2 separate regions of the Mus musculus genome follow, and region 1 is linked to region 2. The links are chromatin loops, found by intact Hi-C in ENCODE. Cell type or tissue: heart. All regions are shown on one strand. Links, peaks and the distances in the headings refer to the core of each region. The heading gives the core; the rest is flanking DNA. Region 1 holds the start of Gal3st2b (galactose-3-O-sulfotransferase 2B). Region 2 has its middle 27 kb from the start of Pdcd1.

Region 1 (16,283 bases), core at 3,615-11,614, 160 kb after region 2:
TAATATTTTCCTTTATCAGAGTTGCTGTGGGGCTGGCAGGTTGGCTCAGCAAGTAAGAGCACTGACTGCTCTTCTGAAGGTCCAAATCCCAGCAACCACATGGTGGCTCCCAAACACCCATGATGAGATCTGACGCCCTCTTCTGGTGTGTCTGAAGACAGCAACAGTGTACTTATATATAAAATAATAAATAAATCTTAAAAAAAACAAAAGAGTTGCTGTGTTCATGGCATCATTTCATAGTAATAGAACACGGACTAAGAAAAAATAGATAAATAGAGATATCACCACTAATCAGGGCAACAAGTGACCTGGCCACAATGGATCCCAAGTCCATATAGAAAATCACCTTGGTGGTGGAGACACACTTACAGCAGGTACAAGACAAGTTTTGTCACAGAGCACCCCAGTCAGGTATCGGGGTCCCTGGAATGAGGGTCCTTAAAGCTAGGTGAGGTGGGTAAGAATTTGGCTGGGACAAACAGAAACAAACACAGAAGCAGTTTGAATCTGAGTGTATTCTGCAGCTCTCAAGCAGGGGATTTTATACATTAAAAAAAATTACAACTCTTAAAAACTGTATCCAGCAAAATAATCACAAATACCAACAAAAGTCATTTGGCAGAGTAAAGCACAAAAATCATCCAAATGTTACAACTCTGAAACTATGTATTCAGTGAATCACAAGCAGAACAGGTAAGATCATTATTAATATAAAGCATCCAAATATAACAATTCTAAAAGGATTTATTCAGTGAGGCAGACATCCAAGGCTAGTGGCATATTTCCAAGAGCAGGTTAATAAATCCTTATGGTCACTGCTCTTAACCGCCGGGCTAACTCTCTAACCCCATATGTTCATTTTTTATTTAACATCTAATGCCTGATTTTTTAATAAATGTTTGATGCATACATTTTAACTATTTTAGTTCTTTCTAATTAAGGCTTTCTTTACCATATACCAAAACCAACTGCTGATGACACATGTGTAGCTATATGAAATTTCATTGTTGGGAAAGTTTTTTGTTTATCACAACAGTTTTGTAAATGATTTAAAAAGCAAAGCATTGATTTCCCCTGGGATAAGGTCATGCTAGTGACCCCATCTCAAGGGATAGTTTCGTACCCACTATTCTCGCTTAAGAATCTGGCCTAGGATACCCAGGAACACGTAAGTAAGAAAAGGAATAAGAGAAAACAAAACAGATAGATTGCCATGAGAACTACGGTTCAATAATTTTTCAACAGCAAAGAGTCCCACAACCGGTTCCAGGAGAGCTTCCAGTTTTAAGGTCGATCGCTTCAGTCTGGGGAACTTGTCACACAGATCCTATTGGAGGTGGTGTGGCAGAGTTTCAACCATTTCCCAACTAGAACAGATACCAAATGAGTAATCATATTGACACTGTGGATTAAAAAGAACACTGACTTCAGGCCCACACTGTGATGGAACTTGAAGTCATAAAAAAGACAGCTGCCACACATAAGCGGTGAGAGCTGCCGATAACTTACACTGAAATCCAAAATGCCATTTACCCAAGCCGGGAAACAGCCAAACTGCTTCATTCATCTAATTACTATGTGGACACAGGATTTATTTGGGTTTGTTGTTGTTGTTGTTGTTGTTTCATTTGTTTGGTTTTTTGTTTTTTGTTTTTTGTTTTTTTGTTTTTTTGTTTTTTTGTTTTTTTGTTTTTTTCGCAAAACAGGGCTTCTCTGACAGCCCTGGCTATCCTGGAACATGTTCTGTAGACCAGGCTGGTCTTGAACTCAGAGATCCACCTGCCACTGCCTCCCAAGCGCTGGGATTGAAGGCGTGAGCCTCCCCTGCCCATCAACAGTGATACTGGAACAGGGACTTGAAAGTACTTAGGTTTTATAAAGCATGTGCTCTCACCACAGCTGATATCGTTAGGTTTACAAAGTGTTCCCCTTCCCCTCCCAGTTCTTCACGTGAGTTTTAGAGTCCTCACATCCTGGCAAACTGTCTCCTAATTATTAAACATTAAAAGTTCTGTGGTTCCTGACTTAAAAGAGAAGAAGGTAGTGGGGAGGCCTCACCTCAGTCCTTTCAACAACTTTCTTCACTGGGATCAGGTGCTGGGCATGATTCCCTAAGGCCAGCACGCATCTCAGAACTTAGAGGAAGTGCAAGGGGTCTGCCAAGTAGCTCTCCAGGCTAACAGCAGGTGATCTGATGGATAAGCAGTACCAGGCTGTTCTCCACCCTGTGGCTCACCTCCCCCACATTCCACTCAGAACATGGGAAGGGCTGCTTCTCTTCATGAGAGACTCTCACAGATCCTCCTGCCCAGGCTCCACATGTTCAGAGACACACAGGGTCAGAGTGGATCTTCTGTGCCCACCCCCCACCCAAAAAAAAAAAAATCTGATGATACTTTAGCTGCTCCATAAGGGCAGTGGCCCAGAAGGCAGCAGATTGCCCAGGACACATATAGTCAGGTCCCCAAACTTGCACCCTTCTTCCAGACTGTGGCCCTAGTTCCGTGGATTCTCTGTGGTTTACAGGGTCTAAACAGGAAGAAGACACCATCTACTTTCGTGCCACTGGGAACAGACAGGACAGTGTGATATGGCGCTGAGCAGTGGCCCCTAGCCACAGGCTCCTCCAGAATGAGGATCTGGAAGGAGTGGCCAGCCAAACAGAAGGGGCAGTCTGTCATGACCAAGGGGCTCTACCTAGAGGCTGCCTGAGACAAAGAGATTGTGGGTTCTAGCCCCTCCCTAAGGTTTCAAAGACTCAAAGTTCAATTCCCAGCAACCATATGGCAGCTTACAGCACCAAACACTCCTCTCTAGTGGAGCATGATCCTGCCCAGAAGACACAGCAATCCCCAACTGGTCTTGCTGTCCCATGCATTGCATAAGGACAGTTCCATCTACCTAGGGTTCCGCCTTCTCTCAGACCAGCCCTGCCAATGTGATGTAGAAAGTGGAGCCTCCCATGATATGCACTCACTGACAAGCGGATATTAGCCCAGAAACTTAGAATACCCAAGATACAATTTGCAAAACACATGAAACTCAAGAAGGAAGACCAAAGTGTGGATACTTCATTTCTTCTTAGAATGGAGAACAAAAAACCATGGAAGGAGTTATAGAGACTAAGTTCGGAGCTGAGATAGAAGGAAGGACCATCCAGAGACTGCCCCACCCTGGGGATCCATTCCATATACAACCACGAAACCCAGACACTATTATTGCATATGCCAGAAAGATTTTGCAGACATGACCCTGATATAGCTATCTCTTGTGAGGCTATGCCAGTGCCTGGCAAATGCAGAAGTGGATGCTCACAGTCATCTATTGCATGGAAAACAGGGCCCCTAATGAAGGAGCCAGAGAAAGTACCCAAGGAGCTAAAGGGGTCTACAACCCTATAGGAGGAACAACAATATGAACTAACCAGTACCCCCCAGAGCTGTGTCTCTAGTTGCATATGTAGCAGAGGATGGCCCAGTTGGCCATCAATGGGAGGAGAGTCCCCTGGTCTTGTGAAGAATCATATACCCCAATACAGGGGAATGCCAGGGCCAAGAAGCAGGAGTGGGTGGGTTTGGAATCAGGGTGGGTGGAGGAGGGTATAGGGGACTTTCAGGATAGCATTTGAAATGTAAATGAAGAAAATATATAATAAGAAAGAAAGATCAGCGGGGCATGGTGACCCATGACTTTAATCCCAGCACTCAGGAGGCAGAGGCAGGCGGATTTCTGAATTCGAGGCCAGCCTGGTCTACAAAGTAAGTTCCAGGACAGCCAGGGCTATACAGAGAAACCCTGTCTCGAAACCACCCCCCCCCCAAAAAAAAGAGAGAAAGAGACAGACAGACAGACAGACAGACAGACAGACAGACAGACAGACAGAAAGGATGGAAGGAAGGAAGGAAAAAAGAAAGTGGCCCCCCTCAGCCAGAACACAGCTAGCAGGAAAAGTGTGCTACCAAGGCTGATCAAACACTAGTTTGCTTTTCTAGTTGGTGCTGCCTGACCAGCCAGCATCGAGGCCAGGCAGATGTGACCAGAGAACAAAGGATCAATTCTTGATTTCTGGGTTTCAGAACCCAGGCCAGGGGTTGAGGACCAGGAGACTACCTGTTAAGCAGAAGGCAAGGGCAGCCAGGGGCCAGGCTGGAGTGACCTGCAGTAGGGAGGGCTCCAGTCCAGGGGATCCCTCTTATGCACCCCTTTTAGCTCAGGGTTCAATGAGAACCAACAGGAGGACCTATCTGGATGCTAATGGGTTTTCCTTTTTCCAGAGTTGGAGGCAAATATTCCCATCCAAGTTAAATGCACGGTACACATCCCATGAGTCACCTGGAATGTATCCTAAAGACTCACACTGCACTCACTCCCACTGTCCCAAAGACCCACGGGCCACATAACCAAAAATGTAGCTCTCACAACTACACTGCCTGAACACTAAGGCAGGGCCCAACAGCCACCCATTCTATAGATAAATAGGAGTCCAACTTCCCAGGGCAACTGTCCCAAGGCACACCTGTCTAAATAACAGCTGGATGATGACCAACACGGAAAGACTACTGCAGTCCTGTAGATAAGAACATCATGGGCTTAATCCCAGCACCCGGGAGGCAGAGGCAGGCGGATTTCTGAGTTCGAGGCCAGCCTGGTCTACAGAGTGAGTGCCAGGACAGCCAGGGCTACACAGAGAAACCCTGTCTCGAAAAACCAAAAAAAAAAAAAAAAAAAAAAAAGAACATCATGGGCTGGACTATATGCACCCAGGCAGGCCATCACCCAGCACAGGCCACAGTCAAGCCTCTTCTGAACACTGTCCAAGACTCAGAGCCCCTTCTTCTCTACTACCCTGACAAGCACTGTTCTAGAAACCCTGCAGCTAATCTCAAACTAGTCAGGAAGATGCCTCCCATCAAGAGAAATTGAGACAGGTTTTACTGGGCATTACCCCCTACCCATAAAGACATAGCCCCAGCCTGACAAGTTCCACTCCAGCTGCAGAAACAATATGCCCAGGTACTGGGAACAACCTACCCTGCTTCCCACCAAACCACAAAAGAGGGGCTGGTGAGATGGCTCAGCGGGTAAGAGCACTGACTGCTCTTCTGAAGGTCCTGAGTTCAAATACCAGCAACCACATAGTGGCTCACAACCTCTGTAATGAGATCTGATGACCTCTTCTTGTGTGTCTAAGGATAGCCACAGTGTGCTTACATCTAAAAATACATCTAAAAATAAATCAATCTGATTGGGGCCGGAGCAAGCATAAGTTCTGAGTTCAATTCCCAGCAACCACATGATGGCTCACAACCATCTGTATAGCTAGAGTGTACTCATATACATAAAAAAAATAAATCTTAAAAAAATCCCACAAAGAAGAGCTGTAACTTCTGGTAGGTGTACGTGTGTGTGTGTGTGTGTGTATGCACTTATGTACTCTTGCACGTCTGTGTGTGTTCTATAGACAGGAAGTGATTCATGAATAATAATGGCCATGACTATCCCATTACCCAGCTGTGAGTCTATGCAGGACATGTCCCAGTCTGTCCTCAGACCTGGGACAGGAAATGTCAAGCACTTTTCAGGGGCAGACCCGGCCCTAACCAGTGATAAGGGCCATGCTGAGGAAAAAAATAGTTACCTTAGGCTATTCGTACATTTATTAAGGAAAAAAATGACACCAGGTTCAGAGCTTGGATATTCTACCATGAAGGAGCACACCAGAGCACAGGTCAGTGACCTCAACACAGCAGCTCCACTCCAACTGAGCTTGCCCCCTGCTCCCATAGACCCTCTGGGGCAAGGGGTCCTCTTCTAATGCCTATGGGTCACCTACCCATCCAGGCTTTGAGATTCTAGATGGGCAGCAATGGGCAGTTGCAACCAACGTACCCAGCAGTGTCTTCTACATCACCTATATCCAGGGGCAGGAGCTGGTTCACAGTGGTTACCAGTGGGTAGTGTGATGGACCAGGAGAGCATAACCTGGACCAGTAAGGTGTCCATGTCTGCAACCATACAAAGCACTGTCTCCTAATCATCTCGTATGACAGCTGTCCTCTTTCTGTGAAGCATGCTGCTATGGAAGACCACATAGCCCCTTGTCGTCCTGGGCAGGGTCTGCACATGCCCAAGCCACCTCCCTAGGGCTGAGACTCCAGGCCATGCTTGCTCACATCACAGAGAAGCTGTTGATCCTCGGTATACTCCTCCCACCGTCCTGGTTAGGTAACGATGTCTCATATTGCAATGGTTTAGATATCTGGCAGTGGAATCCTAAACTTCTAATCCAAACACAATACCCTCTCCCAGCTTGCACACTGGAGACTTCCCGTCTGTGTGGGATGGGAGTAGAGTCCTCATGGTCACCTGTTCTAGCTTTTTAAGACAGGATCTCACTATGGAGCCCTGACTGGCTTGGAACTCTCTATATCAGAGATCTGCCTGTCTCTGCCTCCCAAATGCTAGATTACAAACCAGCATCACCACACCCAGCTCACACACACCACCCTGTGGGAGAGACATCTGACTATAGGCTTACTCTTCTGTGTTGAGGTGTGAGAGACTACAGGCATTAAGGAGATGGCTGTGTCAGAGGCCTGAGGAGCCTGGAGGAATCTCATTGGTCAGTTAGCAAGTCCATTTTCCCATCTGTTTCTAACTAGGTTTTCTGCATGGGTGAAACTCACTACTCCACTGGTCAGTGGTAACATTAGATGGTTTGTTTTACAGCTACACGCTGCTATACCAACCATGCTCTATTTCACAGGCTCTAACTTCAAAATGCACTCTCTTCAAAACACAAAAGAAAAGCTAGAGGCGACCTAAGAAGAGACCCTTCCCCTGGGATGGATGAATCAAAGGGGGCTTCACATAGCTCATCAAGAGCAAATGGCAGCCCCTTCGCTTACCACATACCCTGTGAGCTTCACAGAACAATGCTCAGAGGAGAAAGAGGAAGGCTGGTCCTGGCAGGAAGGGCTCCACACGTACCTGTGTTGGGATCCCCACATTCGCTGTAACCTATCTGTAGCACACTACAGGCAGGAGCTACAGCCTCTCACTCTTTGCTTGCTCACATTCCTAACACTAACTTTCTAATCCATGTGTGAAGACACATTGGGAATTCAGAGCACACTAAATGTGTGGAGAGATGTAATGAGCCACAACTTTACAATTAACTTTATGTGAATCATTTTCTAGCAGCAGCAGCAGGTTGTAGTTCAATTTTTTTCCAGAAACTGATAGCAGGAAAAAATACGGTAGGTGTATTCAGCCTTCCAGACTGCCAGGTCATGAGACAAGCCAAATGATAGAGAACAGTGTGTAGACCACATGACTGAAAGTCGCTTCTATTGATTCAGTTAGGGAACTGTCCCATACCCAGAAAGGTCAGGCTCTGCAGGCAATCATAGCCCTCCATATCTTCTTAGAACCAGACAGGTCTTTAAGAACAAGGTAAGCTGGGTGTAGTGGCACTTGCCTTTAATCACATTGCTCAGGGGGCAGAAGTAAAGGCAGAGGCATGGAGGAGCTCTGTGAGTTAAAGGTCTATCTGGTCTACATCATAAGTTCCAGAACAGTAAGAATTACGTAGAGAGAACCTGTCTTAAAACAAACAAAACCTGAGGGAATGTCCTAGCCAGGTGGACCACAGTTACCAATTCAAGGCCTGCTTGATATGACAGCAAACCCCACTCAGGCCCTTGGGAATGAGTTCTGGCATTCTCTGTCACTGTGGTAACTAATCTGGGGCTAGACAACTCTGCTGCAGCCCTCAGAGAATACATGCCACAGGGCAAACTGTCCAGTAAGATCCATCCAAGAGATCACATGGTTCTCTTCCCAGAGATGTGGAGTGAGAGGTATTGGTTCCCTAATTGATTCTTGATTGTGTCAATAAAGGAGGCAGAAGCTAATTGTTGGGTGAAGGGAAAAAGATTGAAGTTGTAGGTCCCAGGCAGAAGAAAGAAAGAAGAAAGCAGAATTTGAACCAGGCTTTGGAGCGAGTAGGATGCTGTAGACATGTAGGTCTTGGGGCTCACAGAGTTTATAGCTTCTGCTGTGGGCAGAAGGCCAGGCAAGATTGAGGGAGCTAGTTGATAAGATTGGGGCAGGAAATTCTTCACCCAGCCATTGAGTTATCTGTCTAGTTTTAAGATAATAAAACTGGTGTTTTCTATCCATTGGGGCAGTTGTTGGCGACAGTTTGACAAAGCTAGCCATGAGGGGATGGGGGAGCAATCACAGCTCCAGGGGAAAATGGCCAACTGGCCATTAGCGAAGCTGAGTGAGAGTGAGAGACTGGTGGCAGCCTCGCGAGTCACCAGGCAAGTAGGGATCTTTTAAAATTACACGCTATAGAGATGCAACAAAGCAGGTCTCCACAGGCCACCCACCCTAGAGCTGGTGAGATCTGGCCTGTTTGGGAGTAGGGCAATTGCCCACCCACTTATTCTGTCCACAGGACACAAAAGAAGGGCCTGGCAGCTCTATCTGATCTGTTCGCCCCCACAGAGAGGCAACCTTGTCCAGAGGGTGCTCAGAGCTGGCTCCTGGCTAACAGTGAGAGTCAGTAACCTGGTCTATTGTGGATGACATCAGCTGGGAGGCCTCCAGGCCCACCAAACCTTCCTTCGCCTAGGTCCTAGCATCTTGCACAAGCTGAAAAGCTCCATTTAGGCCTGGGCAGGTAGAGTCTTATAGGGGTTCAGGATGCCTTCGGGGTCCAGCATGGCCTTGAGCTGTTGCATAAGCGTCACGGCCACAGGTGGCTTGCTATAGCCAAGTACATCCTTCTTCTTGAAGCCCAGGCCGTGCTCCGCACTGACACTGCCCCGCTGCTCCGCTGTCCAGGCATACACATAAGGTTCCAAGGCACCGAGCAACTCCCGGCTAAAGGCCTCTGCTGTCACGTTCAGGTGAAGGTTGCCATCCCCTGGGGAACAAGGGAACAGTTAGGCTGAGCAGGCCTCAGATCTGCCCAAAGAGTCCTCCTCAGACATCACTGCCCCAACCCCCAGTCAGGTATCTGCACCCCATGCATCCTGGTTCTAAGCCACCACCCTTGGCCCATCCCTTCAACCCTCCAAGGCTATGAATGGCAGCTGCTGGGCCCCATCTTACAGGAATCTGGGCACGTGAGCCACTTTTTAGTCCTCCCCAAAATGACTGGGAACTCCCTCTGGGAACCCTAAAGTCTAAAGACACAGGCTGGTGAGAACCGTTCCTGCACAGCAAAAGGCTTTTCAAACAATACTTGAAATGACAGAGTGCAGCAGTGCACGTCTTTAATCCCAGCACTCAGGAGGCAGAGGCAGGAGGATCTCTGTGAGTTTGAAACCAGTCTGGTCTACAGCGTGGATTCCAGACCAGCCTGGACTAGAGTCCAATGATACTGTCTCAGCCACAGAACTCAAATGACAAGCTCAGATACGGAGGTCACTATAGAGACAGGGTTTTAAGAAAATATCTCTTGGAGTCTAAGAAAATGGCACTTTTGCTGGACCTCACAGCCAAGTTCATATAAGACGACATAACTGACCTGATATGCTGCTAAAGTACTCAAGCCTGTTTATTCAACCCATCTTGAAGAAAACAACTAACCTTGACTTTCCATGAGTAATCAGCTTTTACAACCTAAGCTAATGCATGGGTATAAAGTTGTTACTCTTCCATGCCCCTGACCCAGAGGGCAGTACTTATCTCTGTGTATGTGATGGTAATCATTTGCTAAAAAATAGCAAACAGGTTGAAAAACAACCTTGAGCGCAGGGCTTGGTGGCACGTGCCTTTAATCCCAGCACTCTCGAGGATGAGGCAGGCAGATTTCTGAGTTCGAGGCTAGCCTGGTCTACAAAGTGAGTTCCAGGACAGCCAGGGTTATACAAAGAAACCCTGTCTCGAGAAAAAAAAAAAAAGAAAAGAAAAAAGAAAAGAAAAATGACCTTGAATAACAAATATCTGCCATAAATGTTGAAATCAATAAAACTTGATAGTGTATATTTACAGTTCTGTTTGCTTACGAACTGAGTGGTTTGGGGCCAGTAGGGTTAAGCTGGGGTAAATAATCCAATCACTTGTGAAATTCTGTGGGGCACTGGGCTATACACAGACAGTCTGGTCTTCATTTGAATTGAGTCTGAACCCCGGGACCCAGTGGTGATAATCCACCTACATGGGGTGAAAGGAGTTCCCTCATATCTCCGGGAACTCTGGCTCCTGTTTAAGTTACTGCCCCCACCCCAAAGCCACCACAGGAGAAGTGTGTGGCTAGTAGTCATGTAGACAACATCCCAAGCTTCTGAGCTTCAGGCTAAACTCCTCCCCAGTTACCTAGCAACAGTAAAGATAACAGCCTACCATAAGAAGGGCTGCTTGGCCTCACCTCGCTCTCTTACTCACCTCACTCTCTCCTCTTACTCTTGTCTCCTCACTCTCTCCTCTCCTCTCATTCTTATTCTCTCCTCTCACTCTCCTCATTCTCTCTCTCCTCTTCTCTCTCTGTCTCTCTCTCTCTCTCTCATTCTCCATCTTTTCCCTTTCCCCCTGCCTTTCTACAATACAGCTCTAAAATCACAGAATGTCTCTATTCATCAAGGCCCACTGTACTTATTCTCACCTGCATGGGAAAGTCTCTCCCTCAGCCCTCTATCCCATAACCCCGGGACTACAGGGTGTCCCCCCAGGGCCCTCAGTCGGGGACTGCCCCTTGTCCATCACCCACCCCACACCCCCATCGAGTGGGGTCAGTGGCTTAGATGCAAACCTGGGCCGAGTGGAAAGTGTCTGACAGCCCTCCCCCATCTGCCTGCTCAGAGCACAGGAGAAACTCTGGCCAGACATGGGCTATCCTTCCTCTGCCTTCTTCCCACAACATACTCATTAGTTTCCACAAAATTCTGTTAAAGATTTCTATAAATTATCCCTCATCCCTTCCTCATGTGACCTCTCCTGGCCTGTTCAGTAAATATAAATTTCTTTGTTAGGGACGAATAGCTAAACAGCAAAATCAAAGTTATCAGGCAGGCATGGGCAGACACATGGCAGACATAGGAATTCAAACTTTAGCTTGTTCTTGGTTGAATTAATTCAAGGGCAAGTTAAGCTTTCTCTCTTTCATGTGACAGCAATATATTTGAATGACTCCGATGCTGTCTTTAATGTGTTTAAATTAGTTCAGTTCACCACAGTGGAGCTGTGCCACCCACAGGGGCAGGGTAATGTGCTGGCTCACCCAGGTGTCCATATCCCACCACGTGCTTGGCACGGGGGCCAAGGCGGGTGCGTAGGTCGATCACAAGGTCGTAGAGCCGCTCCACAGGGAGAGATAAGTCATACTTGAACACATAGCCATCTCAGCTGAGTGCCTCTGTGATCCTCTCCCGCAAGGCCCATAGCATCTAAGATCATGAAGACATAGTCAGAGCACACCACAACAGGGCACTTGTGCTGGGGTCACTGAAATAGTGCTGCTTTCATCCAGGTCTCTGGAAGAGACAGAGGTGGGCAGGGGGTCTGGAAGTATAAAGGTCAACTGGGCTCCCGGAAGGACCAGCTCTGTGATAATGCTAGGACAGACTTTGAAAAGATAGACTAGCGGGGCGAGGGGGGGGGCGCACACCTTTAATCTCAGCACTTGGGAGGCAGAGGCAGGTGCATTTCTGAGTTCGAGTCCAGCCTGGTCTACAAAGTGAGTTCCAGGACAGATAGGGCTATACAGAGAAACCCTGTCTCAAAGAAAAGAAAAGAAAAGAAAAGAAAAGAAAAGAAAAGAAAAGAAAAGAAAAGAAAAGAAAAGAAAAGAAAAGAAAAGAAAAGAAAAGAAAAGAAAAGAAAAGAAAGGAAAGAGAAAAGAAAAGAAAAGAAAGAGTACTGCAACATGGTAGTGGCTGGTGGTAATGCACCCCTTTAATTCCAACACTGGAGAGGCAGAGACAGGCAGATCTCTCTCAGTTCAAGGGAGGCTTGGTTTACAGAGGGAGTTCCAGGACATCCAGGGCTGCACAGAAAACCCTGTCTCAAAACAACAAGTAAAAAGGATCATATTTTCTCTCACAGGTAGAGTCTATATTAACTCTGTGTGTGTGTGTGTGTGTGTGTGTGTGTGTGTGTGTGCGTGCGTGCGTGCGTGCGCGCACGTGCGTGTGTGCACGCATATATACATGTGGCATGAAAGCAGAAGAGAACCTTTCTGGGGCAAGGACTACCCAGCATTCCCAGTACTCCATTTAACATGAGAAGTCAGCAGAAACATCAGAACCAGCCTTGCACCAGACAAAGGTGTTCAAGGAGCAGGCCCTGTGATCTCATTGAGCTTCAGCTCCAAAAAAGTGAGTTTCTTAACCCAAATCCAAGCCCAGCACCAGCCAAGTGTACAGTGGGATGCTGGGACACTCCAGCCTCCCCCAGATCATTTCCAGGAAACCCCAGAGGGAGCCATCAGAGGCATGACAAGGACCTGGAAGACTCAGACTGAGCGCCTTTGCCATCAGGAGTAGCTGCGGAGTCACCACCAAGCATAAAACTGTCAGATCACGATGAAAGAAGGAAGCTGAGGACAAAAGCAGGTGGAGAGGACCATCTTCATCACTGCAAGCTCCAAACTCAGTCTGTGGCATAAAGGCTTCCTCATGGGATCAACAGGCCACAAGGGCTACCCCACTCCCCTGAACACCTTCGCTATGAAGTAAGGGCTGCAGTTAGTAACAGGTACCACTTCAGTGGGCACGGACTCTAGGGCTGCTTTAGAGCTCAGCTTGTACAGTTCTCAGCCAGCACCATAAAGCCTTAGGATCCCCAGGACCACATGAGCCAGGCATGCAAGCACATCTAAGCATGCATGGAGTGGAGGATGGAGATCAGAAGTTCACGGACACCCTGAACTATGCAGTAAGTTCAATGCCAGCTGTGGCTATACACAAACATATCTCAGAAAAAAATCTGGCCAGGCTGAGGGTTTGGGAGATGGGAGGGGTACATTTTTAATCCCAGCACTCACAGAGGCAGGTGGATCTCCAAGTTTGAGTCAGCCTGGTCTACATAGTGACTTCCAGGACAGCTAGGGCTACACAGAGAAACCTTGTCTCAAAAAAAAAAAAAAGAAAAGAAAAGAAAAGAAAAAGAAAGAAAGAAAGAAAGAAAGACAAGAAAAAAAAAAAAAAAGAAAACAACAAAAAAAAGAACCAACCAACCAGAAAAACAAGAACAACAAACCCCAAAGGCCAACCAACCTTAACGATAAGGAAAATGATTTAATAAACTGGATAGAATATATAACAGGTTGACTACATAGGACACAGCTCAATGATTCAATGTTTTTCACACTCCACAGTCTCCTTCCTTTTCTCTCCAAGGATCAACCCTGGCAGCTCCCTGCAGCCTCTCTGCCCTCTGCTGGCAGCTCATCCTACTGCAGACAGCAGGACCAGGGCCAGACACCAGGAAATAAAACTCCCAGATTAGGTGAAGAACAGCTCCCAAACAGAAATGCCTCCTGTTCCTATGTCCCCCAGGAACCCAGACAGCTTCCCTGCAACACAGTCAGGGCTGTCCCTCAGACACCGTCTTCTCCTGAACTTCTCCTTTGGACAAGTCTGTGGAGAGCTGTGGCCAACTTATTATAGAGAGCACATGGTCAGCCATGGAGCCCAGGAGAGGGGAGATGTGTGGGGGAAATTCTTTAGTATTAGTGAAAACGATCTAGATACCAAGAATACATTTTTCACTCCAAAGAAGTTCCTCTAATGGGGGCTGGAGAGATGGCTCAGTGGTTAAGAGCACTGACTGCTCGTCTAGAGGTCCTGTGTTCAATTCCCAGCAACTACATGGTGGCTCACAATCATCTGTAATGGGATCTGATGCCTTCTTCCGGTGTATCTGAAGATTGCTACAGTGTACTTTTATAAATAAAATAAATCCTTAATAAAAATATCCTTTAAAATAAATAAATATTTTTTAAGAAAAAAAGATGTTTCTATCCATGCCATGGAACCCGAGGTGTCTTGGCCATCTACCCCATCTCTGCAGGACAGACTAGGCCCCGGCTATGTGAACAGGAGGGAAGGCAGGGAAAAGGAAGGTTACAGTACCTGGACTTTCCTCTGGTCGGTGGCCATAGTGCCATCTGTCACCAGGCCAGAGTTCAGCACCTGCTCCAGGACGTTCGTCAGCTTCTCAGCATCATGTCCTGCACTGGAGCCTGAGGTCTCAACCAGGACATAGAATGGACTATCTGAAAGGAAGCAGGAGAGGCACTGTGAGCCACAGTCTGGACTGCCAGCATCCACAGTTAGAACCACTTTCCTCCCGGTCATACAACTAAGACAGCTCTTCCCGGGTGCATGACGTGACCTACAGAACAGGAAGCATTCAGGCTCGCTAAATTTCACATGGGTTAAATATAAGTTTTCTGCTGACAGAGAAATAGAAAAAGGTGACTCTCTGCAGGAAGCCCCACCCTGCTCACTTAGCCCCATGCCTGGTTCCAGTTCCATACATCCCAACAGCCTGATGAGGGAAGGGCTGGCACAGCAAGATAGCTGTGGGCTCTAAGAGATGGCTTGTCTCTTCTTACAGACTCCAGAATCCCAGGGAAAGAACACTGTGTGGATGATCAGCTCAGACATGGCTATTACATGCTAAAGGAGGCAATTTCTATCACAAGAACTGACTGTTTAAACATTCAAAAGGTTAAAGGTGTATAAATAACTCACTGAGGGGCACTGTCCCATTCCTTAATACAACATTATGGCTTCTTCCAGAACAATCATACAAGTTCATCCTACTACAGACTGAATGCAAGTGTTAAAGACAGCAAGGCTTTCCTATACACAATGGTGGCCCATAACTCCCTGTAGCCATAGTCCCAGAAAATCTGACTCCTTCTAGGATCCACAGGCATTGCATACACATGGTGTACAGAGATACATACAGGTAAAACTATATACAAACAAAAGAAGAAGATGAAGAAGGAGGAGGAGGAGGAAGAGGAGGAGAAAGTAAAGAAAGCAAAAAATAGCAAAGCAAAGTGAGGAGAGGAGAAGGGAGAGGAGGGGAGGAGTGGAGAGGGAAGGGAAGGGAAGGGAAGGGGAGGGGAGGGGAGGGGAGGGAGGGGAGGGGAGGGGAGGGCAGGGGAGGGGAGGGGAGGGGAGGGGAGGGGAGGGGAGGGGAGGGGAGGGGAGGGGAGAGGAGAGGAGAGGAGAGGAGAGGAGAGGAGAGGAGAGGAGAGGAGAGGAGAGGAGAGGAGAGGAGAGAAGAGAAGAGAAGAGAAGAGAAGAGAAGAGAAGAGAAGAGAAGAGAAGAGAAGAGAAGAGAAGAGAAGAGAAGAGAAGAGAAGAGCCAGGCACAGTGTGCACACCCTGAATTCCTGCATAAAGGAAATGAAGATAGGTGGTTTCCTGGGCCTCACTTACCTTTTAGCTTAGTCTAATCAAAGATTACCAGGACAATAAAAAGCCCTCTCTCAAACAAAGGGGGACAATGCCCAAGGTTGATCTCTGATTTTTACAAGCATGCATATAAATGTGTACCTACACCTCCACAATAATTAAAATAAATAAATACAATAAAGGGACACAATAGGAATCATTAACTGTGAAGAGACCATCAAACCTACAGCCCTAGTCCTGTGGTGTCTATGTGGGTGTTTCCAGAATTATTTAACTAAAGTAGAAAAACTTACCTTAAAAGTAGACATCAACAGGCCCCAGCTTGACTAAAATGGCCTGAGCCATAACTGATCTCTTTCTGCCTCCTGACACAGGTAACCAGCTCCCTCCCTCTGTTGCAAACATACTGTCCCAGCCTTGGAGTGAGTCAAAGCAAACCTTTCTTCCTTCTAGCTACTTCTGCCAGCATTTTATCACATCAGTAAGAGACGGGGCTCAGGGAAGGGGATTCAAGGGTCCTGGAGGTGAGCTGGCGGGTGCAACTCCACACCAAGTTGGCCTTAGCTAACCTTCCTCATTTTCCAATTTCTGAAAGTCAGGTACAAGGAGAGCATCACTGCCTGAGAAAAGTGCCCCCTGGTGGCTCCTCTGTGAACTCCACGTGTCCCTGAAGCTCTTAGAGCCAGAACCATTACAATAGGTTCAGCAGCCTCAGACTGAAGCTAGAACACCCCCGGGGCAGGCTTTGCACCCCTTTGGAATCTGGCTCACCACTTCCAGGCCCAGGACAGTCCCTCGAAGGGAGCCATATCTCAGGAATCGCAGGCCACCAGCATTTGTTGCCACATTTCCCCCGATGTGGCAGCTGCCCTTTGCTCCCAAGTCCAGTGGCAT
Region 2 (16,283 bases), core at 3,214-11,213:
CTTCTAAGGTTAAGCTGACCTTAGGTGCGGCTGCTTTTGATCCCAGTTGTTAACATTGAATTTATCCCAGTTGGTTCCTGTTAGCTTTTAGTATGCATTCTTCTGTTTTGTTGTAAAAGTAATTTTGCATCAGATAACTTCAATGTACCTTGAATGGCCTTAATGTATCACTTAATATCTTTGTTTCCTGTAATATAAAAGACTGACACTCACTTTGACAAAAATACATTCAGATACACACACTCTCTGTGTCCCTGTCTGTTTGTCATCCGTGCCAACTCCTTGCTCACCTGTAACTACTGGAACCCGAGTTTCGCCTGTGGATCGAGGACCCGAGTGAGGTCCATCTGTAGCAGTTTTGGTACTCTTCCATAAGCAACAGCCCCAGCCTCAGAACCTCCTTGTTACTTACAGAATCTCTGTCTTGTTACCTCATTATTAAAAAGCATGCTTGAGTCACATTGCCTGTAGATAATTGTGTTTTTATCTCCTAAAGAGCTGCAAACTAGATTTTAAAGGTGAAAGAGATAAGGAAATTGTGATTATCTTCTTGAAACTTTTACTTCTGAGCCTGTAAGAAATGTCTTCTAGGGAGCAAATCAAGTTCTCTTAAGACTGTCCTGTAAGGAATTCGAGGAATTTCTTGGAGGAGGCAGAAACACTGTTCTTCTCCCAAATTGGCTGTATAGATTGAGGAAGTGGGTGAACACATTCAAGAACAGTTGATATAACTGAAGAGTCACATGAATCATTTCAACCACATAAATTATGCTTGGTGCTCTCTAGCGCCTTCCACACACTAACCCAGCAGACAACGGGTGTCCAAGCCAGAATGTTTTGAGGAATATTTTCCTGAATGTTTATAAGATTCACTGCTTCTTTAAACTGGGGGGGGGGGGGCAATCATTTCTTTGAAGGCAGAACTAGCACCTGCAGTCACAAATGTAGTGAATCTTTTACAAGTCTTAGAAAATAAGCCTGAGGATGTCTTAGGAAACGGGCAGATGTGGGAAAGCCTAAGGGATAAAGAGTGGGATTGGAGGGGTGGTACTCAGAGATACAGAAACAGCAGTGTCTCTCAGTTGGGTCTATTTCTCCTGTGGCCTCTACCACAAGGGGGTTGTGAGCTTGCACCAGTGCATTTTAAAAGTGGAAGGGGAAAAAGTGGAAGGGAAAAAAAAAACAACTATTTCTATATCCCTTTCCATCCCATCTCTCTACATTCATGCCGAGTTCAGCAAAGCACCATCCATCTGATTTTCCAAAGGCCCGGGGTCTGCACTTAGCACTTGTGACCCTGCCTCCAATTTCATTATGATTGGTAAACTAAGATGCCAACAGCCAATAGCTGGGCAGAAGAGACAGAGGCGGGTTTTAGGTTTTGAGAGCCTGGGATCAGAGAAGAGGAAGAAGAAGAAGAAGAACATGCAGAAGAAGAGAAAGGAGGGCCACCATGAGTTAGTTGATCAATAAAAAATGTGGCCCTGAGGGCTGCCCAGCATAGCAAATAGTTAGTAATAACTAGAGGTTATCAATAGGAAAATATATTCTAACAGCATGGAAGGTAGGCAGCTCCACAGCTATTGTGCTGCTTAAGGCATATTAAATATGTAAAAGCTGTGTGTGTCTTTCATCTGAGAATTCAATGATCAAGGCAGGGTAGAAGCCCCGGGCTCAGGATTTTAAATATTTAGTACTACACTCCTCCTGGTTCAATATAAATAATTCAAATGATGAATTTTGGAGTCAAGTCATGGTAAGGCACACCTCTAATCCCAGATACTCTAGAAGTTAAGGTTGACAGAGCTGTAGCTTAACGAGTCCAGTGTGAATATCATAGACAGTCTTTAAGATTAGATCTATTATCAAAGATTCATAGAAATGTAGAATTGTAAATGTTTTGTCTTGTTTTGTATGTAGTGAACCTCGCTGTGTGTATACACATGTTCAGTTGACAAGGAATACATTTCACATTTCTATATTTCTGGTCAATATTTTTTAGTAAATTATTAGCCAAATAACTTTTCTGATGCAATAATAGGCTTTGTCAGGAAAAAGCTCAGAGCAGAAATAAAATATCTTTACCATTCCTATGCCATCCCTGCATGGCTATTGTAGCAAATGACCACCAGGTTATTGTAGAAAATTAGACTTAACAAGCAGGGTAACTGCACATTTTATTTATATATTGCTTTATGACTTAAACAACCATAAGCTAAAAGACTTCCAAATTTTCATTTATTTTCATTAAGTTTAGGAGATACATTTTCTACATTTCAAAGGGAAATAATTAGTGACATTAAAAAATATTTTGAAAAAAGACTATAAGGAAGCAATGGCTTCATTAAGATGGGTATATAAAAGAAAGCATTTGGCATTATATGTACTTTAAATTATTCTTTCACCAGGAAAATGCTCAGCATTTCTGAACAATATCAAATTGTTCACACAAAGACTTTATGGAATTTCGATTTTTTTTTTTAACCTCTAGCTGGATTCAGAATTTTGAAAGCACATAAAACTTCACCCAAATTAAAATTCCACAAGGTACTTCCTCATAAAGCATTCTTTTAAAAACCTAATTTACCAGGGTAGTGCATACCTTTCAGCCCAACACTTGAGAGGTAGAGGCAAGTAATTCTCAAATTTCAAGGCCAGCCTTATCTGCATAGCAAGTTCCATGCCAGCCAGGGGTACATAATGAGACCCTGATTCAAATAAATAAATAAAACAAGAAAGAAAAGAAAAAGAAAGTCAATAAGGAAATACTTAATTTAACAAGAAGTATTACAGTATTAAATATTAAATATATTATTTATCCTAAAGATACTGAATAGACCAATTTGAGACAACTGAGACAGTCAGACTCCATGACAGGAGTCAAGAGACTAGACCTAAATTTCTGTTTCCTGGAACTGGGCAAGACCAGGCAAGTCAGTTACTGGAAACCAGGTCTTAGGCAGCCAATTAGAAACTGCCTCACCATCAGAAGCCTCGCCAACAGTTTCCAGCCCCCCAGAATGATTCTGAAATGTTCCTAGAGGCAGAGCCAACTAATTAAACTAAGGTCACCTATTCTCCCTGGAATTCCCCTAATGTACTTCAAATTGGGCCTGTGAGCTTACCTGGGCATCTCCATCTTGGTAAATAGTAGACCCCAGCATGCGGGACTTCTGAAGAATAAAACATTCTTTGCTTTTACATATGGTTTGAGTCCAGGGGTATCATTCTTCAGTGATTCATGAACCCTGATTTATGTAGAAGATGTGTATGGGAAAAGGTAAATCAGTAACAGATGTAAGTAATAAGAATAGACACGATCCATGCATGTTAGACCAGTATGCTCTATTTGGAGAATAGTATTTCTACTGACATTCTGACTAATAAACCCATCGCCTTTAGTTTTTAGTGAATATACATGATTAAATATGTCTAGGTGATTTAAAGGGCAAATCTAAATCAAATCCTCTTAGAGTTGAAATGAAATGCAATGTGCAAACCTAATCTAGTCAAAACCAACATGACACCAATTTGAAGATGTTCCCTTTGGTCAAAATTAGAATCAAAACAATAATGATGCACACAGGTTTTAATGAATTGAATTTCTCATCATCTACAAAATGAAGAATGACAGAGGGAGAGAAAATAAGAAAGGGGGGTAGGGGTGGCAGTAAAGCTGCCTTTGGCAACCTAGTAACTATTTGTAAACCTACTCTACCAAGGCTGCCAGGGAAATGCTTTCCCCACAAGTCTTCCTGGTAGTAGTTTAAGTTGCAAGGATGATTATTTGATTAAAATCTTTTTAGCATTTTATTTACTCATAATTTTATGTGGACACTGGGGCTTTCCTGCATGTATGTCTGTGTACCATGTTCATGAAGTGCCCACAGAGGCCAGAAGACATTAGACCCCTGAAACTGGAATTATAGACAGTTGTGAGCCATCATGTGGATACTGGGAATCAAACCTGAATCCTCTGTAAGGCAAGTGATTGTTACTCTCCTTCCAATCCTCCACTGCAAATTGCCCAGTCGGATCCCAAGCTCCGTATCAGACAACTTGCAGGGGACTGTCCTCCCTCTCAGCCCTTACTGCCTTGAGATGCCACTGAATCTCATGGCAGATCCAGCTGTCCTTTCTGTGGGCCTCTCGGCTTCGTGTGGCTCCTGTCCTGTCTGGTCCCCAGAATCCCTCTCCATCCTCCTCCCATTCAGAGTACCACCCCGACCTGTCTAATAGCTCATCCCTGTTCCTTGGTACTAGCCCACAATATCTGGAAAGACATGCTACCTGTTGGGGTGACAGGGCAGGCAAATAATGAGGAAAGGACTACCAAAGTCAGAAATAAACCAAAAGCAACTTTATTCACCATGGGAAAACGCTTCTAACCTGTCAGGGTAGCCTCAGTCTCAGGAGCTGACACAACCACCTTGAAAGGTCGAGAGCAGCCTCCTCTTGAAGCATAAACCCACAAGCAGATGCCCAGGGGATAGCAAAGAAGGAATTTGTAAGTTGGGGGTTAGTTCTGCAGCCCAGGGTGTGGCAGATAGAGGATGTTGGTGCAAGCTCAAGGCTATTCTCTTTTTTTTTTTTTTTAAGATTTATTTATTTGTTATATATATGTGAGTACACTGTAGCTGTCTTCAGATACCCCAGAAGAGGGCATCAGATCTCATTACAGATGGTTATGAGCCACCATGTGGTTGCTGGGATTTGAACTCAGGACCATCGGAAGAGCAGTCAGTGCTCTTAACCACTGAGCCAACTCTCTAGCCCACTCAAGTCTATTCTTAGGCAGTAGTCTTATCTCAGCCTTTACGAGGCTCATGCCAGCCAGGTGGATTTATTGCAGCTGACAAGAATGCAGGGCTTAAGGGCATGCAGTAAGATGGGGGTAGCAGACCAGTGCCTGGAATTACTGGGCTCTTCACTACCCAGGATCCCCAGTATGTGACTATATCAGCAAATGACCTTTTTCCCACGTGAGGACAAATACTAACACACAAGACACGAAGAACAAACAGCTGAGGAATGCATTTGTGATGGCTGAACCCCATGGTCTCTGTGGGCCTTGAAGTCAGAGGAGAATTGAAGAAGCTGTGGAGGTGAGCAGAGAGGAACAGAGAGCAGTGTGGGTCTCTCTGCTCTCCTGGATTGTCGGTCGATTCAATGAAGCCCTGTGAGTACATATGGCGAATAAACCACACCAGGACCCGAAGGCAGATGAACTTCACCCAGGGTGATTGAAGGCTCATAAAGTTTGAGGGCACTGAGGACAGGGATATCCAGGATAGGCAAAGGTCATTGGCTGTAGGCCACCTGGAGTGCCTCGTTAGCATGAGGAAGCATTTCAGAAATCTCAGGTGCTGGCTGAACAAGTGTTTGTCGGAAGAAAGTAGATTGGTCCTATAATCTAATTGAGGTTATGTGACATTCCTCAGGAAGAGGAGTGTATGGGGGGCTTAGAACTCCCCAGATAAGGTCAGAGAAGGAGAAAATTCCCTAGTGAAGAGAGTCTCCCATATTGCACTTAGTCCAAAGGCTATCCCGTCAAGGTGGACTTAGACTTTAATTAACAGTTTTCCCACAGTGCAGAGAACAGTAGTGTGGGTTGTGGACAACCGATGTTTTGTGCTAGCTGGGGCAGCTAAGATCGCAGAATATTCCGACTGTGACATTGACTTGACCTTGAACCTGCCATATTTGCAACAGTCAAACCCTGACCCTGACCCTGACCCTGCAGGTGTAGTATCATGCAGCAGCTAGTTCACTTTCAGCCATAGCATCCTGAATCCTTTAAGACATGCTTTGGTAAACCTTACCGCCCTAGCCTCAGCCTCCAGGCGTGGAGGTCCGCCCATCCTATGTTCCCGCCTTCATGCTATCAGCCCCGCCTCTCCTCCCGTTCAAGGGACCCCTGCCAGTGCGCCTTATGTCATCACGTGGCCCTTGGGGCTCCAAAATTACAGGCTTTGCCCACAGGCCCCTAAGCTGCTCCCAGCTAGGTCTTTCCGGCCATCCTCCAAGCCCAATGACGCTGGGCACTGTCTCTAATCTCTACAGGCTTGTTCTTTCCCAAGTGCACTCTGCTTTCAAGGCTCGGAGATCGGGGGCTGTCGGCTCCATTCATCCATCTACAGAGCCTTAAAAGCTCTCAGGAGCCTCCGTGATGATGACCGTGGAGAAATAATGGACCATAAACCCAAAAAAAGTTTCTCCACAGGTGCCAACGTCAGAAATTTAGACTACAATCCCAGAATGGTTAGGGTCCACAAGCACCGCCTTCTGGAAACTTTGAACTACAATGCCCAGCTGTCTTCCGTAGGGTTTGGACAATTCCTGGAGCAAGTGAAAGCCTAAAGGTGCCTGTGGTCGCCGGGAAGCTAACTATAACAATAAGGAACTGGAGAGTGCAGGGAACAAGACCAGCTGGGTTCAGTCCTCGCCTGTGCCCCTGGTCACACGACGCTGGCCGAGAGCACAAACAGGATCCGAGGCGTAAGCTAGGGCTTGAAACCGTCCTGGTTTCTAGCACAGAATTACTGCGGAGTCCAGAGTCGCGAGATGCCAGAGGCCACACTGCCCAATGCCGGTGGTGACTACATTGAAGCCTCCTTGAGGCTGTGAACACATAAACACCGTAAAATCCTGAATATACTAGGGTGCACAGGCTCCTCAGTTAGGGAGAATGGGCTACATTACCCAGAATGCATGCGCGCGTCAGGCTAGGTGAAAACCAGAGTATTCAAGCCTGTCACCTAGCCCTAACCATTTCGCTCCTCTGGGCGACACTTATGTAAACAGACTCATCTGACCCTCACAAAAATCCTCCTGCATCAACCTTCAGATAGCTGAGATTACAGCTGTGCTCTTCATGGGTAACTGTGGCAGTTTTACAAAGTAGCGGAGTCCCTGGACATAGCTCTTGCCTTTGCCTGTGCTCAGGTGTTAGCGCTTTTCCTGTTGACTGAGAACTTGAGCATAGCAGTTTGTACTCTACCTGATTAGCTATGTCCTGGAAGAGGGGTTTCTGCACTACTCCATTTCGGTGTTCTGAGTTGCTCGGGCGTTCAAAGAGGGACACTTAAGAATGAATTAAGGGCTCCTGGCAGCAAGGAGATCAGCCTCTGTGGACTAGATCTCAAACAGCAGAGCAAAGGCATTATTTATTCATTGTTACACTAAAGCTGTTCTTTGAGTAAAACAAGTTCCTCATACCCAAAGCCCCTGCTCTAATGTTTTGGAAGGAAAACATCGCGCTGCTACAACTTTAGTCCTTATTGGTACAGTATCTAATAATGCAAGATGCTCTAGGTGTGCCAGGATTGTCTTGTGGCCAAAATCATGCAAAGGCTGTAAAGATCCTTCAAAGAAAAAAAAAAACCCAACTCTATAAATAATCATAGAAAACAACCACTGTTTTGCACAAAGATTTCTTAAAGGTCTAAGTCCTTCTAGGAAACCATTGATTCTGTTTACACTACATACAGTGATTCTCCTAAAAATTCCACTATAGTTCCAGCGTAAACACCCTGGAAATAAGTTTCTACACCTTTCCTGCTTAGGTGCACCACTAAACACAGGTTTATACACTATTCATAAATAGTCATAGCGTTGGGCAGTGTTGACTAGAGATTTTCTTTATGACCTTTGAAACCCTAACCCTAACCTTAACTCAAGATCCAACCTACACAGAAACCCTAAATACTAGCATTAACTCTCCTAAGCATCTATCCCTAACACTAAACACAAATCTACCTAACCCTAACCCTCTAATACAAACCATAACCCCAATCCTAACCTTTTAAACCATAGCCCAAAGGTTACCTCAGCCCTCTAAAAAGCATAACCCTAACCTGGGACTCTGAGAGTCCCCGCTTTTTCCGTGTTCTGCCACTAGGTGGGAGCCTCTACAAGCCATTGCTCGCTCTGTTTGGTTAGTCTTTTCGTCTCTGGAGAGTCTGCCGGTTTCTCCGGTTTCTGCCACTGGGTGGCACCGTCTGTACGCTGTGTGTCTTGATTTGTGTTTTTAAAATGTAAAAGTTAATTTAAAAAAAAAAAAAAAAAGGCTCCTTTCCTCTCCTGGACCAGAAATTTCCAGTCATATCAAATCCCAAATAGGCTCCTGAAGTCTCACACACACCCCACCCCCACCCCTGCCACCCAGGCCCCAATAGCCACCTTCACCTGGGCAATGCTTCAGGGACTGTCCATGGACCATAGTTCAAACATATAATGAAGTGTCTGAGAGATACCACTGAGCCTTACAAAGAGAGCAGACATTACTAGACAACTCTAAATCGCCCACTGATATAATCCTCCCACACCCAAACATTAAGGGTTTGTCTTTAAAACACTGTACCCTTGAGCTTGAACACCCAGAGACTTTTCAGATGCATAAGTCCATTCTTTCCTGGTCTGGCCATCAATACAAAAGGACTCATGCATTTTAATTGGCTTAATTGGCATGGTTATCATTAACTAGCTCACATGAATTATTTCTCTATCAATATTCACCCTAGGAACTCCTGAGAGACCAGAGCTTTTGGGTCCAGACTCCATCTTAGAGAACTTGACTTATAGTTGAACTCGAGTTAGCTAACAAGCCTGCAACTAGCAAGAGCTTCTAGGTTACTTCCCAACAAATCTACTCCTCCAGGGTACAAGCCTTCCCCTGGCTAACAACCACCAGTCAGGAGAAAAACAGAAGTTAAGCTTGTGGTTTGGCTCCCAGCCCCAGCCAATTATGTTAAAGGCCATAAAGCTCCCCTCGCCCCATCAATCAAATGTGTCCCAGGCTAGGAACCTTCTTGCTTGTTTGCTTGCCTCTATAAAATGCTTACCTAAAACTAGGCTCAAGGCTCCACCTTCCTGTCCTGCTTGAGTAAAAGACCCTAGTGCGATTGCATCAGAGTCGACTCCTTGGTGGTCTTTTGGGGTTTGAGAACAGGTACACCAACAGCTCAAAACAAATCTAGCCACGTTTGCTTCCAGGTGACCCAGATAGACTCTACCGTCTATTTACTCACCCACCTCCTCCATGCATTTTGGCATGGTGTGAACACAATTCCCATGACAGTCTAGATCACTACTACAGTCTGCCAAGTCTCTTTTCATAAAACAAACAAAAACAAAAAAAACAAAACAAAAAAATCCCTCCTGGGGCTCAGCAAAGCCACTAAGTCCCATACCCATCTGGAGGTCCCTATTAGATCAGCTTTCTCCTTAATTCTCCTGTGAGCATAGTTCTGTCTAGCCCAGAGAACTACAGTCTATGCATAGCTTCTCTTGCTCCTGGTTCCCTCCGTAGCACCTGTCCTATGTTGTTTTCAGTTCATGGACATCTACAGGGACTTCAGACAGAGATAACCAAGTGTTCCTAAGGGCTTTGAGAAGCCAGTCTATTAGGACCGGATTTCTCTCCCAGCCTCTTGGGTTTCGAAGCCTTTGCCTTAAGATGAGATGGGAAGTTACACTGCTATTTCCCTCTCTTCACAGCAGTAAGATGGGTCCCATCTGCTCTCATGTCCCACACCCTCACAAGGCAGGCTGCAACAGGCTCTTCCATTGCTTGTTTTAAAGCCTTTCCCAGTTCCAGAAGTTCAGGCACTGAACATTCTCTGATCATCCTCGTTTTTTCATATAGGGCCATTGTTCATACTCACATCCACACACTGGATGCAGGTGCTGGATGTGAGTATTAACAATGGTCCTATACGAAAAAACGAGGATGATCAGGGAATGTCTTCTATCAATAGCCAGGACCATGCACTCACTACTCCAAACTTACCTTGGGTTCTCTTATGTTTCTGTTCAGATGCCAATTATGTTGTGACAAGCTTTTTCTGGAGAGATGCTATACACACACGTGATGGCTATTCTCTGTTGTTAACTTGACTATATTTAGAATGAACTACAATTCAGAAACAGAGGGCACACCTATGATCCGGATCTTGCTGATGCAAGACACTGTGACTCTAGAGAACTCTAACTAATATACATGTCTACTAACATGTCTCATAATCTGAAGGTCATGAGTTTGATCCTCACACGGGGTCCCAGTTTGTCGACTCTCTGCTGGCAGGTTCAGGCGAGAGGAGAGAACCGGGTCCAGTAGAGTCTCTCTGGGGCTGAGCAGGATGGTAAGGCTCAAAACAAACACATGGGCAGGGAGTGTCAAAGCAGGAACTCATTTTATTGTATCAGTCTTTTGTTTATATAGAGTTAAGAAAGGAGGTGGGGATCTTTGATGAGGTGAGATGATGAGGGTATGAGGTGACTGTCAGGGTCAGTAAAGTTATTCTACATCAGCAGTAGCTAGGCAAAGGCAGGTTGTGCTGAGTCACTCCAGTACAGAAGTCAGGACAGGTCTCTAAACTCGTGCAAAGGCTCACTAGGCCTCAGTATCTGGCCAAATAAGGCCCAACACTCACCCAGATTGGGAGCCCACAACAGACCAGAGTACAGATACCACCATAGTCCAATTTGGAAAACTAATGAATTTTATTGGGGTTGCTTACAGGAATATGGGTGAAGGGTCACTTACAGGAGCAGAAATAACTCAAAGTCAGATGCATCACCAAAGACCACCCCAAAGCAGGTGAAGGCTCACAAAACCTGGAGCAACTACACAGCCTGCGGGCAGCTCAACAGATTGAAGAGCATCCTTTCCAATTGACTCAGTTATTGGTCTAAACCTCTTCCAGGCAGCTGATTGAGTCTCAGAATCTTCTATGCAACTTGACTTGTTTACTCTATCAGGGAGTATCCTAGTGAATCTGGTTGGTTTCAGGGAATTCCTGAAGCTATTTTGAGTTGTTTACTTCCTGGTTAAGGAGCATCCCTGAAGGATGGAATGTTCCAGTCTTGAAGGAAACGTTTATACAGCAAACCCTAACCCTCTAACCCTCACCCTGACCCTGACCTTAACCCTGATCTAAGCCTTAACTCCTAACTCTAAACCAAACTCTGTTCCTAACCTTAATTCCTAATCAGAATAAGAATCCTTCCCTAAACTAGTTGGGACCTTATTCTACAGCTAGCAAAACTTCATGACTCATTTACTCGGGGTTTGGTAAGTCCCTTAGGAGAAGGGAGACAAGAGTTGATTAAGGTCAGGCTCTTGGGAGGTGGTAGTACACACCTTTACTCAGGAGGCAGCACTCAGGAGGCAGAGGCAGGTGGGTCTCTGTGAGTCCTAGGCCAGCCTGATCTACAGATTGGGTTCCAGAACAGCCAGGGCTACATACAGAGAAAAGAAAAAAAGAAAAAAGAAAAAAAAAAAAAAAACCCAGGCTCTTGGCCAGGTTGTGAGCAGGAACCGACTGGTAGGGATAAGGAGAATTGAGAAGACTGGGAATGGGGGGTGGAGTATGAGGGGAGGGTCCTGAGCAATTCTCCATTGCATCTTACCAAGTTATCTAAATTAATTTAGATATTGATATCTGACGTTCAAATTTGAGCCAGCAGTGGCCATTGTCCAATGAAGTGAAAACAGTTAATATATGTTGAAGCCAGATTTGGACCTAAGTTAAGTAAGTGTGGTCAATCTGAGGTCTTCCAAATAGAACTCTTTAAGATTAGCCCGAGACAGGCTAAGGATGTGTCCTTCGGTGTTGATAATTTGGAACCCACAGCAGATGTGGAACTAAGTTAAAAACTGGGGTCAGACCCAGCTGTGGAGAGTTCTTGGAACTCTCAACTGAATGAATCTCAAGACTAGACTGAGAGGGGTTCTCATGAGTCCCCTAAGACCAAATCAGGATGCCTCTGAGTTAGATCCCATGAGTTACCTTGCCCTCAGCATGTGTCTGCTATTGGATGTTTGGTCTCGTCAAATGGAGAGAGCAGCCTCTTGTCTGGACATCAGACTCAACAGAAAAAAAAACTGTTGGGGTTCAGGGAGTCACCCCTCAAACCAAACAAACCCTGATCTCAGTTAAGCAAGAATACTTTATTGAATGCACACCATAGTGCTGGGCATCTAGGACCACAGAAGGGACTGCAGGAGCCTGGCGATGGTACTAGTCTGCTCTCAGTGTAGGCATTTTATATGAGAAAAGCTCAAAAGTTTAAAGGGTAAAGAGGGGAGAAGTTGGTTTACTGGGTGAAATATTATCAGTTAACCTTTAAGCTGATTGGTTCTGAGTAAGGTAAGAGTGGTGGTGGTTGGGTGGTGAACAGAAGAATTTCAGAACATTGAGATAACAGAACATGCATATTATAATCATATTTTTTGGCTTATTAGTAGCATTTTTCAGTGTCAACCACAAAAACCACAGTGAGCTCAGACGTAGGCACAGGAAAGGTTGCCCGGTGGTCTGACCCAAGCCGTTTTAGACATAACAGTTCATATTGACGTTTGATTTGATGGGTCCTGCGTAAAGCTTTGTGGAATTTCTTAAGATTAGCAAACCTCATACAGAACATTCAGAGCGTACAGAACAAAACAGGTTATGTGGTCAGTACATCCTTGAGCCAAGTCACTTCTCTGTGTCAGTGACTGGCAAGCACGTTACAGCAACGATATGAAATAGCTGGCTGGCATGGACAAAACGGCCACAGCTACTGGGGGTGAGAGATTGGGGGGGGGGGGGTGTCAGACCATAACAAAAACAAAAGTGTGAGGAGAAAGAGCAGAGACAAAGGGTGAAAGAAATGGCTCCCTTGGGGAGACAAATGGACTTGCCAGGCCTACTCAGCCCAGGGCCAGAGAGTAGATGAGAACAGGGGAGATCCAGCAGAAGCTCAAAGCCGTCTGTGGACTCCAGATGTCCTCCTGGGTTTTGGCACCAGATGTTAGCTTTCTGAGGCAACATAAAGAGACAGATGGTAGGAGATCTGAATCTGACCTGAACAGATGAAACTGTTTATTAGCGCACACGGTAGGGGCAGTCTGTGAGGCTGGATCACCTAGGCTACTTGTCTTCTTTGGGGTCTGGTCCTGTGAGTCTGCAAATATATAAACTTTTAAAGGTAATATACATGGAATGTGAGGTGTGTGCAATTCACTTAACAATGATTCTCTATGTTTGAGCAGGAGAAAGGCATCAAACTTTGTAAGTCCATATGGGCTATGTATCCAAACTGTAATATAAATTTACATCCATGCCATTTGAATGGATGGCATGATAAGTCCTGAGGACTCTGTACCAACAAAAGCTATTGTCTATGCATAGCTGATGTCTTGGCTGGAGATGTTCATGTCTTAGCCAGTCTCAGAGCTGTTTTCATGCAGAGGGATAAGCATATATTTTACCTCTTTTGTTGTATTTCTTGGTTTCGTCCTTCATGTCTGCTGCCAAGATTTTAAAGAGGTATCCCCCAGTCTAATCTAATCTTTGTCAATTTTGGTGGAATCCATAGCTTTTCTTCTCATGTTTAAACAAAGGCAAAAACCTCTCCCTCACATTTCCTGCCTTTCATTCGGTAGCTGTTGGGTTTTGCTCATTGGCATTTAAAAATTTTAAAGTTAACAAAACACTATGTAATCTATCCCTAAAAGTCTTAGTTACCCCCTTTCTGTTTATTAAGCATCTCTTTTAATGTATGATTACATCGCTCTACAACTTCTTATCCTGTAAGATTGTGTAGTATTCCTGTAATAAGCTATATATTACAATATGCAAAAAAGATTTTAATTTTATTATTGACATAGTCTGGAACATTGTCAGTCTTAATTTGTCCTTAATTTGTATTCCCATAATAGCAATGCCTACTAATAAGTTACTAATAATATATGTAATTATAAAATCAGCCTCTTCAGAACTTAAAGCAGCTACCCATTGAAATCCTGAATATGTATCTATGGTATGGTGCACATACTTTAATTTTACAAACAGTATGAGATGAAACACATCAAGTTGCCAGATTTTATTTCTTTGGGTGCCTTTTGGGTTACTCCCTGCAAGTAATGGAGTTTGGTTATACAGTGAACAGGATAAAGAGTAGGTCATTTGCTTATCATTTCCTTGACTTGTTGCCAATGATAGAAAAATCTTTCTTCAAACCTTTGCTATTAATATGACTTCTTTTATGAAATTCTGAAACTTCCAGCACATTTCCTATTAGTAGCTGATAAATTTTATCATTGCCTTGTGTCAGAGAGCCTGGTAGACCCATATGAGATCTGATATGTGTTATATACAACAGATGATTCCAATTTCTGACTACTTGGTGTAGTTGAATAAATAGTAAGGTTGATTCTGAACTATCCTGAATAAGTTCAGTAGTTTCTATGTGTAAAACATCTCTTTCTGCATAGTGAGAGTCAGTATCTACAGTAAGAGATTCTGGAAAATCTACCATAAGAATGGCATAGAGCTCTGATATTTAAACTGAATCATAAGAGCTCTGAGACACCTTACTAATTTTTCAGACTTATAACCTGCCTTTCCTGATTTATCTGCATCAGTATAGACTGTAGGGGCTCCCAAATTAGTGTATTTTTTTACTATATGAGGGAGAATCCAATTAATTATTTTTATAAACCAAAGTAACTTGCTTAGTGGATATTTGTTGTTAATTTCTCTCAAAAAAATTTACTTCAAGATCTTTGCCAATGTTTATTTTCTGCCCATAATGAGGCAACTTCAGCATTAGTAAAAGGTACTATAATTCCTGCTGGGTTTACTCCTGCTAATTGATGAAGTCTCATTTTCCTTTCAGAATAAATTCAGAAAACTTTTCTATGTAGGTCTTCAACTTTTTTACTCTGTTCGTGTGCTAAAAATACCCATTCTGTGATATTATCTTTTCTCTGGGTAAGAATTCCTGTAGGAAAGTGAGTAGATAGCAAAACAACTAAAATACAAGCCTTCTTTAGATCCAAACAGTCAATGTGTGCATCTCGTAATTTCAACCAGATCCAACTCTTTTTCAGCCTCAGCTGATGATTTTCTTTGACTATTTAGGTCTATATCACCTTGTATGGTTTGAAATAAATTACTTATCTCTTGAGTAGTTAATCCAATTATCTCCCAACACTTTTTGAAAATCATTAAAAGATCTAAATTGTTCTCTCCTGATTTGTACCTTCTATGGGCTAATCTTTTGTAGGCGTAGCTTCTATCCTAGATAATTAATTTAATCTTTTCTTTGTATTTTATCAGGAGCAATTTGTAATCCCAACAAGGCAAATTTCTCTTTACTTCACCAAAAAGAAATAAAATCTGGCAACTTGATGTGTTTCATCTCATACTGTTTGTAAAATTAAAGTATGTGCACCATACCATAGATACATATTCAGGATTTCAATGGGTAGCTGCTTTAAGTTCTGAAGAGGCTGAATTTATAATTACATATATTATTAGTAACTTATTAGTAGGCATTGCTATTATGGGAATACAAATGAAGCACAATCAAATTAGCCAGCAAAATATCACCCATATAACGGTAAATTATGGATTGAGGAAATGTCTTACAAACTATTTCTAAATTATTTTGAAAAAACAGTATTTTAAACCAATCATTATAATAAGCAATGCCTTCAGTAACAAGGAAGGCAATAAAGAATCCCTTGGCTGAATAATTTTATTGATTGTTCTCAGATCTGTTAACATCCTCAATTTTCCAGATTTCTTTTTAGTGACAAAGGTAGGAGAACTCCAAGGGCTGATGGACTCCTCTATATGTTGAATCTGTTGAATCTCCAGCAGTCCTAGCACCTGTAACTTTTCTTTCGTCATAGGCCGTTGTTCTACCCAAACAGGTTTGTCAGTTTGTCATTTTAGTGGTAGGGCAGCTGGTGATCTATCAGCAATGCGCCCCCCACAGAAAGCTGAAGAGTCTACTGTATCCTTATTATGAACAGCATGGATTTCAATAACTGTTTTCAATAACAAGTTTTTTATTTCATTATTAGGAACATCTCCTCTGTTATAGCCTGTCTCTAAAGTTGAAATATTGCTAATCTGTGCTTCCCACTGTTGCAGTAGATCCATTATCATAGATTTATGACTATATTAGCCACATATGGCCCTCATTTTCCTATTTGACCTTTTGGTTCTATTCATTTAATCCATTTTAGACTTTGTTTTACCTGGTAAAAACTTTAATTTTTTTTCAAAATCTACTCTTAATGATGGTTCTTAAACTCGTTAACCTCCCTTTTAGCCCACCATCCACCAGAGGTAGTGTGAAAGAAAGGATGCGGAGAAAGTGAACCTGTTTAGAAATGGTTCTTTGGAGCAACTCCCATCTGTGCTATCTGAAAATCTGCAGTTCAGTTCACAGGAGTCAGCAGCAGTGGCTCAATCTACTCACAAACACTTTACAGATACACC

What was found. Peaks named below come from ENCODE experiments on the same cell type or tissue, not always from the same donor. Only the 100,000 strongest peaks of a DNase experiment are listed, where the experiment ranks them.
Region 1: it touches region 2 in a loop (11-fold over the local background); 8 of 42 quality-filtered maps call a loop at or near these places.

Annotation. Positions count from the first base shown.
Region 1 is chr1:93,909,167-93,925,449 of GRCm38, reverse strand. Gal3st2b (galactose-3-O-sulfotransferase 2B) reads right to left here and starts at 7,013. Exons shown (of 4, transcript NM_001205249.1): 1 at 6,994-7,013. The coding sequence starts at 7,013. It also overlaps the pseudogene Gm18666. In heart, for the core only: no CTCF peak of the experiment used is centred there; no DNase peak of the experiment used is centred there.
Region 2 is chr1:94,070,933-94,087,215 of GRCm38, reverse strand. No RefSeq gene overlaps it. Among named protein-coding and RNA genes, the nearest start is that of Pdcd1, 27 kb to the right of the region's middle. In heart, for the core only: a CTCF peak has its summit at 7,923 (motif pointing right); a DNase peak (open chromatin) is centred at 7,935; H3K4me3 peaks cover 805 bases; H3K27me3 peaks cover 972 bases.